Linked DNA regions of Mus musculus: region 2 is linked to region 1. The links are chromatin loops, found by intact Hi-C in ENCODE. Cell type or tissue: heart. All regions are shown on one strand.

Region 1 (8,000 bases):
CATTCTGTGGTTCTCGGAACGGTGCATCGGTGGCCCACTTTTGACCCCCTTTTTTTCTTGGGGGGAGAGGCCCAATTCATAGATCAGGACAATAGCATTGTCTTAATAGCTCCCAACACAATTCCAGAGCGTTAGAGCCCATTAATGGTGGACCAAAAGCATAGTGGCAAGTGGCTGCGGCAGCAGCTGAGAACTCACATCTCAACACACAAGGAAGAGGCAGAACGGGAGCTCACAACTCAGCACACAAGCAGAAAGAAACTAACTCAAAACGCACAAGTCTTCTGGAACCTCAAGGCTCAAGCCCAGTGACACGCCTCCCCCAGCAAGGCCACACCTCCTAATCCTCCACTAATAGTCCCACCAAGTGACTGGAAGCCTAGTTTTTACTCTACAAAGCAGTGGTTCCATATCTGTGCCAGCGTGTTGATTTGCTTATTCTCTACATATTGCTCTTAGAGACCTCAAATTTTGTTCTAAATCTTTCAACTTTTTAGGACCCTAATATCTGTGGGACATAAAACCATGCCAGGAAGTTTGAGACCTATGCAGGTTGAGACCCAGAGACTCAGTGGACACACCTGAGACTTAAGCAACTTCCTGCCCTTGCCAGACCCCTGGCCTGGAACACCCACCATGCTTCTCACTTAAAAGAAACTTGTCCTATGGTCATATAGGCCCAAAGCAGAGTTCTCCATGCTAATGAGGTACCTAGAGGCCCAGAAGGCTTCACCAATAAGCTTTCCTTCCCAAACACTCCTCCCTGTAAAAGGCACTGAATCTCAGTTCCACTCTGAGTAGTAGGATATGGTTTTATGCATTCATTTTCTTCCATGACAATAAACTATTTAGAACCATGCATGAACTGTTTCTTTTATCAAGATCTACCATAGTAAGTCATGAAAAAGGCATTCAACTACAGAGACACAACTTAATTCTCCTGCAAAAAGCCTCTCTGCACGTCCAATGACAACCACTATGAAGCCTGCCTCTGCCAATCTGAGGACAATCACCCATGGGACAAGCCAGAGCTCCCCTTTCTCCTCCCCCACCCCCACCCCTGGATTAGACACTGGTCCCAACTCTGTGGGCCTCCAAATCTGTTCTTGGCTCTTCTGTGATTGATTCTCAGCTGTGCCTGGATGTATGTCCAAAAGTCTGAGAAACCCACAGCCCTGGCCTCATCGCAGGCCCAGGGACCCCAGAACCAGTTCCAGCTTTCCCACATCTCAGACTGTGGTTTCCCACCCCTGAAGCTGTGTCTTGGTGCTTCCCTACAGCACTGCACCCATCCCACCAGCTGTAGACACAGTCAAACTCTCCAAGAGGCCATGCCCAGCGGACGCAGACCAACATATATCCATGCACTAGACTCCACTCAAGTAAGCATGCAGTCGCATACTTCACAGAGAAAGACAGCCTTACTGGGTTGTCCCAGACTGTCCACCCAGGTTTTTCTTCTACATAGTGAATTCAGTCTTGGTTGTGTGCCTCAGCATTTGCTGGAGGAGCCATATTCCTAAAAGGAGTAGGCTAAGGTAGTGAATACACTCTACATCTCTTTTGTGGTATATATTCATCATAATTTGATGGATATCTTAGGATCTGTGCATTTTCTTATAAGTAACTTATAACTAAAAATTTTAAAGTGGGAAGCAATGCTTAATACTTGCTGATTGGGAAAGGCAGAGAAAATTGGAAAAGACAGAGCAATTATATCACTTTCACCTTGGACACTAAACCAACCTATTTCCCTTGGCAAGGGTAGGATAGAGAGGAGATAAACAAGCCCCTCCACTCTGCGCAGATAGCACCATGTGCTCATGTAAAACAAGTGGAAGCAGAGCTTGGCTCTCCCAAACTCCAATTTACATTTATAAAATGGGGGGAAATTGTGCCTGTTAAGAGTTAAGAACTGCCGGGTGGTGGTGGCGCACGCCTTTAATCCCAGCACTTGGGAGGCAGAGGCAGGCATATTTCTGAGTTCAAGGCCAGCCTGGTCTACAAAGTGAGTTCCAGGACAGCCAGGGCTACACAGAGAAACCCTGTCTCGAAAAAAAAAAAAAAAGAGTTAAGAACTACGTGGGATTTTAAGAGTAGATAACTAATGGGGTTTGGGGCGATAGATCAGTTATTAAAGTGATTGCCTTATAAGCACGACAAGCAGAGGCTGATCCCCCAGAACCTATGTAAAAATGTGGGGCATGGTGTCTCATTTTTATAATGCCTGTACTGGGGAGATGGAGACATGGGAATCTCTGGGGCTGTCAACCGCTGGCCAGTCTGGCCTGGGTGGCAAGTCAACACTGGTGAAGGGTATGCACAGTTCCTGAGTCACCTGAAATTGTCAAATTGTCTTCTGGCCTCTGCAGATATGCACAGTCGCTTTTATTTTCTTTCTTTCTTTTCTTTACTTTTTTTTTTTTTTCCTGTTGTTGAGGATTAAAAAGTAATGTTCGGAGGTGGCCCTTGGCTAGACGCACACAGGTACAAGTAAGCATTGGTTGCCATCATTTATTGTAAAAGGTAAGCTATTCTTCAAATCACCAGCCTGCCATTCCTTCCTAAGTTGGTGACTCAGTAAATACTCCCCATACCTGCCTAGCTTGTGACCTTCCCTCCCCCACTTCTGGAGGTTAACTTCAATGAAGTAACTGCATTCTTCTTTATGGATATGTAAAGCTACTTGGAAACAAGGCTCAGAGACACAAGAAGCTCAGCGACGGAGCCGGCTGAGGCCAGTGCGGGCGGGTCAGGCCACCTCATGCCACAGTCACCGCGAACTCATCCCTCCACCCCACCCCCGTCACTTGGCTGACGGGCGTGCCAGCAAGTCGTAAGATAGTGGCCGCCAATCCGCTCCGGGCCACTGAGCGAAGTCCCACGTGATCCGCGCCGGGCCTGACGTCACGAGACCGCCGCCCTGCCCTCCGAGCCTGAGGTCGCAGCACGCTGAGTGACTTGGAATTCGGGTGCCGGCGGTCACCGAGGTAGATAGAGAGATGGCTGCCGCTCTGCAGCGCATCGAGCAGCTGTCCAGTCGGGTGGTGCGCGTGTTGGGCTGCAACCCGGGTCCCATGACCCTGCAAGGCACCAACACGTACCTGGTGGGGACCGGCAGCAGGTAAACGCCACCCCCGAGCCCCCGCAGCTCACGCAGTCACGTGGCAGGGAGGCAGCGAGAGGCCAGGCTAGCCCCCAGCGCGTCCCCGAGCTCTGCGGAGGACAGAGGGTGTAAGAAAAGCACAGGCTTCCCAAGTCTGACTCACAGTTTACTTGCTGTCTCGCTGCCCGCAGGTGGTGACCGAGTGAGTTTACCGTAGCCTGTGTGTTAGTGCACACTTGAAATCCAGTGTTTGGAACGCAGAGGCAGGAGGTCGCCCCCAGTACGAGGCCATCCTAGGCTACATAGCCACTTTCAGGCTTGGTTGGGTCATATAACTAGGCCCTTAAAAGTTTACTGTAAGCAATTGACTATACTAAATCCAGTCTCTTACAGTAGAGGGCAGAATTTGCTTCTAGTTCAACCGGAGTCTAAACCCGACAGAGCAACCCAGCCTGTGGGTAGGAGAAACTAACTCTTGCTTTTTCTACTAATCGTGTATGACAAGCATATCTTGTTTGCGTTTAAAGTCTCTATTATATTAACTCTTCTAGAGTAAAGGATATTTACAAGCATCGGACTCTAAAAGTAGACATAAAAGGTTTAGCCCAGAGTGAATCAGGCCAGGGGAAAGTACGGGACCTTTAGGCTTCCGGCATGCTTTTAGCAGCAGAGTGCCTAACCTCTAGAGTATGGTCTGAGCCCAGGACAATCTCTTCGATGTGCCACTTTAAACCCATTCTGAAGTCAGCACCTAAGCCGGAAATTGCAAATAGTCTGAATAACCCTGGAGAATGCCCTGCTGGAGTTTGCTGTATGGTTCCAGGACATTCAACACAGCCTGCTTTTCTTCGAGGGTTAAAATAGATGGCTGGTTTCTATGCAAACTGGATGAAGAAGTTACTAAGATGAACAGTTGCTAAGCACAAATGTTCACTGGAATCATATATTGTACTTAAGTAATAGTTTTATTTTTATAGGCTCTTTAGGTAGTAAGTAATGGTAAAATAATTAACGTGCAGATGATGCTACTCAAACTAAAGGGTGATTAGAAACAAATATTAACTGGGTCCAAAGCAGATGTTCAAGACTTGTGTCCACTGCTCCGCATCACAAAAAGGTCTAAGATGATAGGTGGCACTATATCATTGAACTCATTTTTACACTTCTGTTTCTGCTAACTTTGGGGCTCATTGGCCAATCCCTCCTTGCTGACACAACATCCTCTCTAGCTGCTGGTCTCTCATTCTCCATCTTTATCAGAGTTTTGTACTTCTCTAAATGCAATCCTAACTTCATGCTATTCAGTTACAGTTGTGTGTCATGCATGCGTATGTGTGTGTGCAAGTGAGTGTGTATGTGTGTGTGTGTGTGTTTTCTTAACTCTCCCCCATTACCTGTGCTCTTCAGACTGAACCCTACTAAAGTGAAGCACAGGCCTTCCTGAGTTGATCTTATAAACAGAACCATCACTGTATTTGAGCAAACAAAACGCTTAAACACTCCTTAACATTTTTCTCCTCCTGGCACACATCCAAGCCATCTTGGCAATGTGGTTTTGACTTCTATTAACCCATTCAGTTCTTGCATAGATGTCTGCACTAACCTCCTAACTGGGTTACCTGCCTCTGCTTTTATCCCTCAGCCCATTCTCCCAAAGGCAGCCATCTTGTTCACCCTCTGGCCCAGCCATGCAGCCTTCCTAGTGTCCCAGATGAGGCATATTTCGCCCTCCAGACTTTAAGTTCTCTTCCGATTTTTTCCACTTCACTCACTCTTTAGAGCTCACGTAAAATGTCAGTTCCTTGTGGAAGTTAGCCCTGACCTCTTAGACAATATTGTAATGCACTGTAGGTTTTGTGGTGTTTATCTCAACTGTAGTTTTTGGTTTTTGGTTTTAAGTTTAAGGTCTGTAATGTATGAAATCCACTGTCTCTCTCTACTTGGTTATCCCACTGTAATGGAAGATGAGCCAAGGTTTATTTTCATATTCCCAGCCCCAAGCCTTGGACAGCAGAAGTGGCATAGTGAATCCTTACTGAATATTTGCTTACATTTTTTTTCTCTTAATTTTTGCTTTTGTTTGCTTCTTGGAGTACTGACAGCTTTAGCTGTCCTTTGTCCTTTGTTCTGGTCAATTTGTAGACATCACAGTTCACTAAAACCCTGGTAGACCTACCCTGACATTAAAATGCCCTTACTCAATAGTCTTTTCCAGGGTATATAACAGTCTTCCTCTGTTCAAGAGCCACTGATGGCTGAAATTCTAACCTTCCCTGTCTAAATGACTTTGAGGACAGATTTTGTGTACTATAGCAGAAGAAAGGGCCGTATAATTTAAGCTATTTTCAGTGTGGATATTACTTTGAGAACTTCGTATTTTGAGTACTGTATTTATAGGATTTGTTCCTCCCTGTCCTTCCTCCAACTTCTCTCCGATTCGTGGACTCTTTTATGTAAGTGTCATGGTTACATATATAATTATATAAACACCACCTGCTGAGTGCTTTCTTTATTGCTCCTATGCATCTGTTTAGGACTGACCACTTACTATGGTGTGTGTGTGGGTGGGGGCTCCCTGGAGGATTCACTGATTCTTCCCAGCACCATTGACTGCCTGTAGCTCTTTCTCTAGGGCTGCAGCCTTGTGAGACTTCTTCCATCCATGTTAGCATGTCAGCTGCTATTGTCATTTTTCAGGTCTTGTTTAGCCAGCGATCATATGGTTGAAATTTCATGAGTGTTGTATGTGGAAAACACTGTCTTGGAGCAGACATCCTGATTCTCTTGCTTTTACAAGTCTCCCCAGCCACCTTCCTCAGTATTCTCCAACCCTACATGTTGGGGTTGTATTGTAGATGCATCAACTAGGGTTGGACACTCTGGTCAACCACCTTTGCCTGCTTTAGAATCTTGACTGTTTCCTCGCTTGTGAGACTTGGGGTGAGATAATTATCTCACTAACATGGTCTTTTATCTATACAATGAATTATATAAGATCTTTTTCATAGGGATATTATGCAGACACAATGAAATCTCAATAAAAGTATTAAAAACAAAATTTAATCCTGAGGAAAGCGCATTACAGTGTTGGTTATAGCTTCTGCTTCCTTGTACTACATTAACACTAGGCTCATAGTGTAAGGTGGTCAACAGTGCCGATGGTTTTGGGTGAGTGACAGCAAAATGGACAAAGGGCAGTTAATAGATATCTGAATATTGATATAATATTTCATTAATATAAAATTCCTATAAAACAATTGATTCTACTAACTCAGTTGAGTATTTCTCTATTCATATAACAGATCATGTGTCTGAATTGTTCCGGGCACTGAGTTCTGCTTAATGAATCACTCCTAGGCCTCTGCAGATCCATCTACAGTGTTCTCTTGAGCTCTTTATGAATACAGCTTGCATTTGCAAAGAGACCTCCTGATGTAGGGCTGCCGTCTATGACTGTAGGTAGTGGAGTGATCCACACACTCAGAGATGACTGAACCTCACAGTAACTGTGCTTGGACATTACACAGCGAATGACCAGAACTAGTTTTCTAATCTAGAGCTGAGGCATTATGCCATGAGGAATGATTTCAGTGCTAGCTAAAGTAGTGCTGTCCCCCATCGTTGGACCTTGTATAAGCCTGAAAGACCTGGGATAAATCACTTAGCCTGTCTCAAGCCATGTTTCTCTACAAAATATTGCAATAAACTCCCTGGAGTTGATATGAAGAGTAAGTTATAATAAATATGAGTTTAGTTCTAAAATGCTGTGTTATATTTTCCTCCTTAATAGTTGTTCAAACTCTTTCTTTTTTTTCCTTCAATTTATAGCCTCTGGTTACTGCTCCATTCTGAGCAGGCTGTGTTTGTGCCAGGCCTTGGAGAAGTCCTGTTAGCCTCTATCCAAGAGTCCTTCCTTTGCTAGAACTGGTTAGGCTACCGAAAACAAACAAACAAAAAACTGCAAAGGCCTGGGAGCCACTTTCTCAACCCCCAAGAGGCTTTTTACTCAGACTTTGATCTGCAAAGAGACAACACAGGCATTCCAAAAGATCTGTGTTCTGTGTCAGCTAAAGTGTAAACCTGTTTATTCGCTCTGTTGGTTTTGTTATAACTTTTGGTCACTATGATATAGTCTGGACTATAACATTTTAAATTCAGTGTCAGATGTTTCAAAGCTGCTTCTTAGGAGGAGGGCAAGGCAGTGGTTTAAATGTGTTGATAAGGGACCATGATACAAGGCATGGAAAGATTCCTTTTAAAGACCTTAAGGCCTTCAGAGACCAAAAGTAGTCCAAGCTAGTTAAAGAGCAGTAAGAATTTGGAATAACATTTTAAAACACACAAACACAGAGACAGCAAAAATAAATAAACAAATAATTAGAATCATGGCCTAGGGGGTGTTTCACGATCTAGTTCTGTGTGTTTTAACTTTAGTGTGACTAAATGTACAGTGGGCCAGGCTTTCCAAATGTAGAAATACATCAATGAACTCCTCTAAGCCAAACAAGCAAGCTTCCTGCCCTCCGGGGCTCATGTTTGTATAGTGCTGAAAGGAAATTGATGTATTCCTGTATGTTGTGTAAATAATGCGGAATGTCAAATTCACAAGGCAAGCTCACCTCTGAACTGCCTGTCGTGTCTCCTGTCTAATGGCATACCCAGTGCTCCACCTAGAAGGCTCCAAGTGATTGACCTTTTCCCTTTCCTGCAGGTCCTATTACTTATGCCTTCTAAAAGTCCTTTAAGCCATTGCAGGCCCTAAGGATTCACTTGGTAGGGCCATACGCTCCCTCCAGCCAGTGTGCCCACTTGCGGAGGAGTTTACAGTATACTTCTGAAGTCTATCCAGCTGTCTCCTCAGTAAAGATTCATCACAATGTCACTCTCCTCCTCC
Region 2 (8,000 bases), 70 kb after region 1:
GAGAGAGGCAGAGAGAGAGAGAGGGAGAGAGAGAGAGAGCGCTGTTTTACTTACTTCCTGTTGCTCTGATAAAGCACCATGACCAAGGCAACTTACAAAAAGATGAGTCTATTTTGACTATGGTTCCAGAGGGCTAAGAGTCCATCACTGCAGGGAGACAAGACAACAAGCAGCAGGCATGGTGGCAAGAACAGGAAGTAGAGAAACCACATCTCAGCCATAAATGCAAAACAGAGAGAGAGAGAGAGAGAGAGAGAGAGAGAGAGAGAGAGAGAGATGACTGTACAATCTCAAAGCCTGTTCCCTGACACACTTCTTCCAGCAACGCATATCTCCTAAACCAATCCAAACAATGCCAGCAACCAAGGACCAAATGCCTGACACTAGGGGGGTGGGGGTGGAGGGGCATTTCTCATGCAAACCACAACCAACTGGCAAGGCATCTCTCTGCTTCCTGACTGCTCACACGACTTCCTCACCATGACAGACTACATCCTCTAAGCCAGGAACCACAATAAGCCCCTTTCCTTACACTGCTTTGACCATGCATTGCATGACATAACAAGAGAAGTCACACACTTGCTTATGTTCTTCTATTCCAGGTATGAACTCTAAGAAGAAAAATCTTGCTCACAGACTCGTACGCAAGACTTGATTGATGCATTACAAAGTCCCCCTTACACATGCTCAAGATTAGTATATCTGAAGCATATATTTCAAGTAATTTTTGATATTTGGCTCTTTGGTAAAATTTGTCAGAGTTTCATTCTAGTCTATGGAAAGTCTTTTTCAATGAAACTGGCTGTTTCAATAAATTTCAATTAAATCTTAAAGGTCGAATGCGGTGGCACATTCCTCTAATCCCAGCAGTCAGGAGACAGAAGCAGGCAGATAAATGTCTGTGAGCAAAAGTACACCCAGAGCCCCATAAGAAAGAGCTGATCTAAAAAGAAAACTTGACAATATAGCACCAGCTCACAGGAGAAGCAATGCAAAGAACACTGGTCTAGTCCTCCAGAAGACAGATTTTCAGCCAGAATACAGCATTGCCACTTCATAAAAAAAATGGGTAGGTTCATCAGCTTTCTGTCATTGTGGCAAATAAATATCTGGTAGAGACAACATAAAGGAATATATTTCCTTTCATTCTTGATGACATTTGCAGGGGTTCTAGTCTGTGGTTGCTTGGCCCCACTCATCATGGCCACCTCATGGTGACCACCACCAGGGATGGGAGGGAATAAAGCAGCTGCCTATCCAGGAGAGAGAGATGGAGGGAGGGAAGGAGAGAGAGAGAGAGAGAGAGAGAGAGAGAGAGAGAGAGAGAGAGAGAGAGAGAGAGAAACAGAGACAGAGAAACAGAGACAGAGAGAAACAGAGACAGAGAGAGAGAGACAGAGAGAGAGACAGAGAGAAAGAGAGAGACAGAGAGAGAGAGAGAGTCCTGGAGGCAAAGGAAGTCAAGGATGTAGGAAAGGCAGCCGCCATACTCCCAGCCCAGCCAGGCTTAGTGGTTCAGAGCTATCATCTCAACATTCGGGAGGATGAGCCAAGAAAACTGCAGTGAGTTTGAAGTCGCAGGACCCTATAGAGTTTGAGACCAATTTGAGTTAAAAGAGTAAGACCCAATCTAAAATACAAAAAAAAAAAAAAAAAAAAAAAAAAAAGCAACAAAAGTAGGAAGCCCCCAAGGACGTACTTCCCGCATGACCTCACTGCCCAGAGCTTCTATTACCTCACAATAGCCCATCAGCCCTGGATGAAGCTTTAATACACAGTTTTGGGGAACATTTAACATCAGAACAGTAACACTGTACAGGTAATCTGTACAAGGTTTCTTTTGGGGATTAAATATACACATACTAAGGTTGTGTTAACAATTGTGCAACTCTGTAAATACATGATAGCCAATAGGAACATACACCTTAAATTAGTGAACTCTATAATTTTTATATCCAAGCTCTGTTAGAATATAGTGTGATCATAAGATCAGGTTGGTTTGGTCAGCCTTGGTATCTGTGAAGACTTGAAGGAACCACAAACTCTGCTAGGTAGAGAAGACAAGAAAATGTTCCAGACAAAGACAAAAAATGACACAAAGGCAGAAAGGAGTTTGGGAAAGCATGCCATAGCTTCTTAGTCTTCCGCAATGCAAATCAGAGTCAGGAGTGGGGGAGACTGAAGGACAAGACCAAGCCTGTTTTGGGCAAGCAGGACCAGATCATGAAAGGATAGTTTTCCATGAAAGAAAAGGAGAAAACAGGAAAGAACAGTGCTTTCACAAAGAACATTCTAGATGGGGAGCAAGTGGGAACTGACCTGGAACTAAGTAAAACACAATGTTAACCAGAAAGGAAAATAATAGCTAAGTCTAGTGCCCCGCTCTCTTGAGCCTTGAAGAAGCCCCTTGGATAATTGAGGTGGACGCCATCACCCTCCCAACAAATGAAACCTACTGGCTTTGCTTCCTCGTCAGCTGTCCTAAGCTTCTCCTCCTGGTGCTTCAGCTCCACTTAACACATTGCACTTTTAAAATATTTTAAAAAGATTCTCTCTCCAGCATGAGAATGTAAGCCCATAATGATCAGTTAATTTGACATTTCCCTTATGTTCTGAATCCCCAGTGAAGTTTCTACTAGGTCAACTCTCTATCCTTACTTGTTGAGCCAATGGATACATAAGTAAGGGAATTGAGCCTCATAGAAGTAACTTGTCTGTAGAAACACAGGCAATAAGTTGAGCATAATAATAAATTGACGCAATAACCACTTTTTTTTTTTTGATTTTTCAAAACAGGGTTTCTTTGTGTAGTCCTGGTTATCCTGGAACTCACTCTATAAACCAGGCGGGCCTCGAACTCAGAAATCCGCCTGCCTATGCCTCCCAAGTACTGGGATTAAAGGCCCGTGTGACCACTGCCGGCAGTAACCACCTTTTTAAACTACCATGATTACACTGGAAATGTAATATTCCAGGCCAGGCCCCCTCCTGGCTATACTATAGCGGTGGGAATAGGGAAAGAGACTGAATTGCCTGGATTTGGTGCTATATTAGATGTCAAAAGGCTAATAAAAAGATGCAACCTAGGATTTTAGCTTCTGGACTGGGCAAGTAGTGCACTTTTTCAGAAAAAAATAAATACCCCGGGTTAAACAGAAGTAGGAGAGTGGAGGATTTGGCAAGGGATCCCTTTTCACGATTTCTTGGGATTCCTAAGTAGTGTTAATACCATGTAACAAGTAAATCTAAACTTCCAGTGGGGACCGGGGAGTTGGACAGGACAGAAAAGAGCTTAACTCTGAGGTAAGCAAGCGTTTAACACTTAGGGGATTTTTGGTTTGGTTTGGTTTTGGTTTTTGATTTTTGACTTAGAAACAAGATGCTTCTATGTAGCCCTGGATGGTATTAAACTCAGAGCACTTCTCCTGCCTCAGCGTCCCAAACAATGGGACTACAGGAGTCAACCACTAGCTCATCCACAGCAACGTTGGAAGGCTCAAACTCGCGAAAAGCCCTTGAACAAGCAGGCTACTTCGTTTTTCCAAATTTTCTAGACGGTGGCTATCGCTTACACAAGTGGCCAACAAGTGTGGAACGTGGTAGCACCAAGGCCAGGGTGGGTCGGGAGGGCGCGAAGGCACCCAGCAGCCGTGCATGCTGCAGCAGCACGCGAAGGTATGAACCATTCCCAGGAAGCTCGCGCCCCAAACGACTCCCAACTCCCAGCGCGAAACCTCCGCGCGCCACTCGCGTTCCGCGACCTCCAGCCCACAGGGGGCGCTGTGGGCCACCAGGTGCGGCCACGGCGCGAGCGCGCGGTTTCTTCCTGGTGCGCATGCTCGCCACCGCTGCAGGCTGGCCTTTTTTTTTTTTTTTTTTTTTTTTTTTTTTTTTTTTTTTTTCTCGGGCCGCCCCGGCGGCTGCGTACTGGCTGTGGGATGGGAAGTGAAGCCCCAGCGAGCGGCTGCGGCGGGGCTGTGCGGAGCAGCCAGCGGGAGGCGGCGGCGCGGCGGTGAGCAGCCGAGAGCTCGGAGCGGGGCGGAGGAAGCACCTGCAGGCACAGGCGGCGGCTCCACCATGGCGATTCGCAAGAAGAGCAACAAGAACCCGCCGCTGCTGAGCCACGAATTCTTGCTGCAGAATCACGCGGACATCGTCTCCTGCCTGGCGATGCTTTTCCTGCTGGGGCTTATGTTCGAGGTGAGCCCTCCTTCCCGGACCCCGGACCCCTGGCCAGGCCCGCCGACCCTAGCGTACCCGGCCGGAGCTGCGCAGCCCCCCGCGGCCCTGCAGCCCTGGCCCGGTCCGGCCCGCCGCCCCCTCCCGCGCCGCGCAGTTCCTGCTTCCCGCGAAGGGTTACGTGGCAGCCGGCGAGGGGCCGGCGGGGGTGGCGGGCGCGGCCGTGCTGGCCCTGCGCGATGGGCGGACCCGGGGCCGGGGCAGCGGGGCCGGATGACTAACAGGGACCCCTGCTCGACCCCGACCCACGGCCTCGGCCGCTGCCTGCGCGGAGGGCGAGGACCGGGTGTTCGAACCCGGTGGCCCCCTGCCCGCCGACGGCCGCTCGTCCAACTTTCCGCCTGGGCTCTGGACTCTGGGTTCCCGGAGCATCGGGTCTGATCCCGATGCGAGGCTCGCAACAGCTGTGTTGAGGAGTTGAGCGATTTCCTTTCTTGAAGCAGAGGCGATGAGACTGTCAGGAGTGTGTAAATTCTCTTCCCACAGATCTGAGTATTTTGATGACTTATTTAACAGCTGTTGAATGTGGGTAATAAAGTTTGCAAGGTGAACCTGTAACATCCTACGGGTTTTTTTTTTTTTTCCACCTTCCTCAGTACTTCCGCCCACTCCCCTCCCCCTTCCATTTTTTTTTTTTTTATCTGTAAGCCACTGAGTCTCATTAAATATATTGATATATTGATGATTACCATTTTGTCTCCTCTCTCCCTGGCATGTAACCTAGTGAGGATAAATATTTTGTCATCCATTTTTACTAGTCTTTTTCCGCTGTGAAGAATCGAGCTTTAAAGGTTTGAGTTGAAAGCAAGGAACTAATGAAATGAGACAGCCAGTGATGAAAAGTGATTACGATTTTGTTTTTTGTTTTCCATGGAGCCAATTTGGTGTCATTAGATAATTTTCTATGTTATATGATGTTTTTTCTCTTCCAAAAGTCTTTTCTGAATCTACATGTAAGTACTTCTTGTTCTTGATAGTGTCACAGATGGTTGTAGCCACTTAACTAAGGAGGGTTGCAGGGTGAAGGGCAAATAGAACTAGTCAGAACGCTTACTAGATAACCCAACTCAGATACGCTGTTCATCCTCCCTTACATCGCTTGTACAGGCCTCACAGCTGCCGTTTGAGGAATCAGGTAATTCGGCTTAGAGAAGTTTGACAGTATTATATGAGTGGGTGGTATTTACATATCTAGGGTTTGATTGTGGCCCTGTAGTAAATGCTTGCTTTGATTATTGGTTGTAGCGTGAATCTAGGAGTTTTATGGCTGACCTGTACCTCGAGTCTTTAGTGCTTGGTGCTCTATTGCTTCTGCGTGGCTCAGAAGTATGGCTCTGGGTTCAGTTATAAGCAACATACACAATGTATGTTTGTAATCTCTGAATTTGTGAAAACTGTTTTCTTGCTATAGTATTAAAGGTACCTCATGGACGTGGCCAGTAGGCATTTGTCACCATATGCAGGAGAGTTGTGAATTCAAATCCAGTGGCAACTACATAGTGAATTCTAGCTCTGAAGACCACTGCTCACCTCCGCTTCTCATCCTGACAGCCCCTGCCTTCAGAGGTGTGCTGATCTGCTGAGCATACTCACAGGCTGTAAGGGAAGGAAAATTGACAGCAGAAGTCTGGACACTTAGAAATGCCACAACCTCAGTTTTTATATAAACTTCTGCCCTATTTTTCTAGGATGGTCACTATTACATTAGTGACTTTTTTTTTTTTTTTTTTTGGAGGTAGAGACTTTTTGTGTTGTCCTGGCTATCCTGAAATTTATTAATGTAGACCAGGTTGGCCTCAAACTCACAAGAACCACCTGCCTCTGCCTTCTGTGTGCCGGATTAAAGGTTTCTGACAGTAAGTGGATGCTTTAATGCTAACTAGAAGCTTTTAAATCACTCCAGAAAGGTGTGCTGTTAAAATGGTGAGCCGAGCAGAGCAGCTCGTGCAGGTCACTTATTCTCCTTGACCATATGGTAACGACGCACGCTCGTCGTTCAGGGGCAGGAGAAACTGACAGCGTGGGCTTTGGTGTGTGACTTTGAAAATAATTGCTACTTAATCTCAGTCTAACTTAGAAGTACAGCGTGCCTGTGTGCTGAAATAAGAGCGAGGATGGTATTTTGTGGAACTACTAAGCCTTTTGTGGACGAATACTGAGGAAATATTAGAGGCTTTGTGGTAAATAAATAAATTAGGTGTGTTACCAGCCAAACAGTCAAGCGCTTGGGAATACTCTAGAAGCCTGCACTCTGTAGCTGATTCAAGTTAGGGAATATGCGAACTTGAGTTTCCTTCTGTCTAAATGGGTTATCCAAAGACTTTAAGTTAACTGATCTGCATATTGCCTCTCTCAGTTTATGGCTAGTCCTTAGTAGTTCATCCAGGTTGGAAAACAGATGACAAAAGTTTTAGTGACTGTGTGTGTGTGTGTCTGTCTGTCTGTCTGTCTCTCTCTCCCTCTCTCAAGGTTGAGGAAGAAGTAATCTGTTTGAGGGAAATATTTGACTTTAAAAACTTTATGATACAAATCTTGTAAATAATGTTTTCTTTTCACAGTCAGTGTTGTCTTCAGAATGCAAAAATACTAATAGTGGTTTTGTATTTAAAGTAGGAAAAATTGAACAATAAAAAAAGATGTAAGAGTACTCTGGAAGCTTGCTAGGAGGGATAATATGGAAGAGTAAAAAGAGGTTCACAGACTAGTTCTGAAAGGAGGGCCTGTGGGAGGTTGGCCAGGGGTCTGCAGGAATACACAGGGATCTAACTTTATATCTAGATTTACGTGTGCACACTTGCACACACAGACCTTTGCACCATAGCACATGTGTAGAGATCAGAGCACTTACGGGAGTCAGGTCTCTTCTCTCAACATATGTGTTCTAGGGTTGAACTCAGATCAGCAGGTATGACAGCAGGGACCTTTCTCCACTGACCCACATGTTTTATTGCTGTTTGTTTTTAGTTTTTATTTTAAATTTTCTACATGTATGGATGTTTTACCTGCATGCATGTCTGTGCACAGCTTGTGTGCCTGGTGCCCTGGAGGTCAGAAGAGGGTCTCAGGGCCTCTGGACAGTTAGACAGTTGGGAACTGCCATGTGAGTGCTAGGAATCAAACCTGGATCCTCTGGAAAGGCAGCAAGTACTCTTAACCACTAATCCCGCAAGTTTTCTTTTTAAACAGAGCTTCTCTTAATGGCATTTCTGTATGTCTTGAAAAAAAATTTATAGAAACTAATGGAAAAGTGGAATTTGATAGAAATTCATTTACCCTTCATGAATCCAGTGTATACAGTAATCATGCCTACCTCTAACAGTACAGAATATGTCTCATCTTTATAACATCAGACACCAAGCCTCCAAATGATAGCCACTCAAAAAAAAAAAAAAACCCACTGAAATTTTATGACTTTTCATATGAAGACTTGGATCTCTCATTAAATGTAGTAACCTATGTAAGATATATCTAAATTAATTTCACTTTTTTCTTTCTTAAAAGTAGATAGTAGATAAATGTCCCAAAGGGCTATTTTTGCTTTTTGGTGCAGTGAGCGTCAGGGTGGTATGTTTAGAGTATGAACCAATGAGCCCTACTGCTAACTTGCCGAATGCAGCATTGCTGGATGAAAGGTGACGTTTGGGGAAGTGGGAAGGGCAAGAAGGTTGATTTCCTCTATACATTCTTCTGTGAGTATAGGTCCTATTTTTTTCTCCTCTCTTCCTGCCTAATGTCACATGCTAAGCCAGCTAGAAGCCAGA

Evidence for each region. A loop is a pair of places that touch in the nucleus more often than their neighbours do. Peaks named below come from ENCODE experiments on the same cell type or tissue, not always from the same donor. Only the 100,000 strongest peaks of a DNase experiment are listed, where the experiment ranks them.
Region 2: a loop joins it to region 1, with 5 times the contacts of the local background. A loop is called at or near these places in 18 of 42 quality-filtered maps.

The regions. Positions count from the first base shown.
Region 1 is chr1:13,655,453-13,663,452 of GRCm38, reverse strand. It overlaps Lactb2 (lactamase, beta 2), which reads left to right and starts at 2,944. Exons shown (of 7, transcript NM_145381.2): 1 at 2,944-3,124. The coding sequence starts at 3,003. In heart, a CTCF peak has its summit at 3,492 (motif pointing right); a DNase peak (open chromatin) is centred at 2,902; H3K4me3 peaks cover 1,654 bases; H3K27ac peaks cover 1,927 bases.
Region 2 is chr1:13,585,800-13,593,799 of GRCm38, reverse strand. Tram1 (translocating chain-associating membrane protein 1) reads left to right here and starts at 3,890. Exons shown (of 11, transcript NM_028173.5): 1 at 3,890-4,200. The coding sequence starts at 4,078. In heart, a CTCF peak has its summit at 3,776 (motif pointing right); DNase peaks (open chromatin) are centred at 3,789 and 4,339; H3K4me3 peaks cover 2,537 bases; H3K27ac peaks cover 2,248 bases.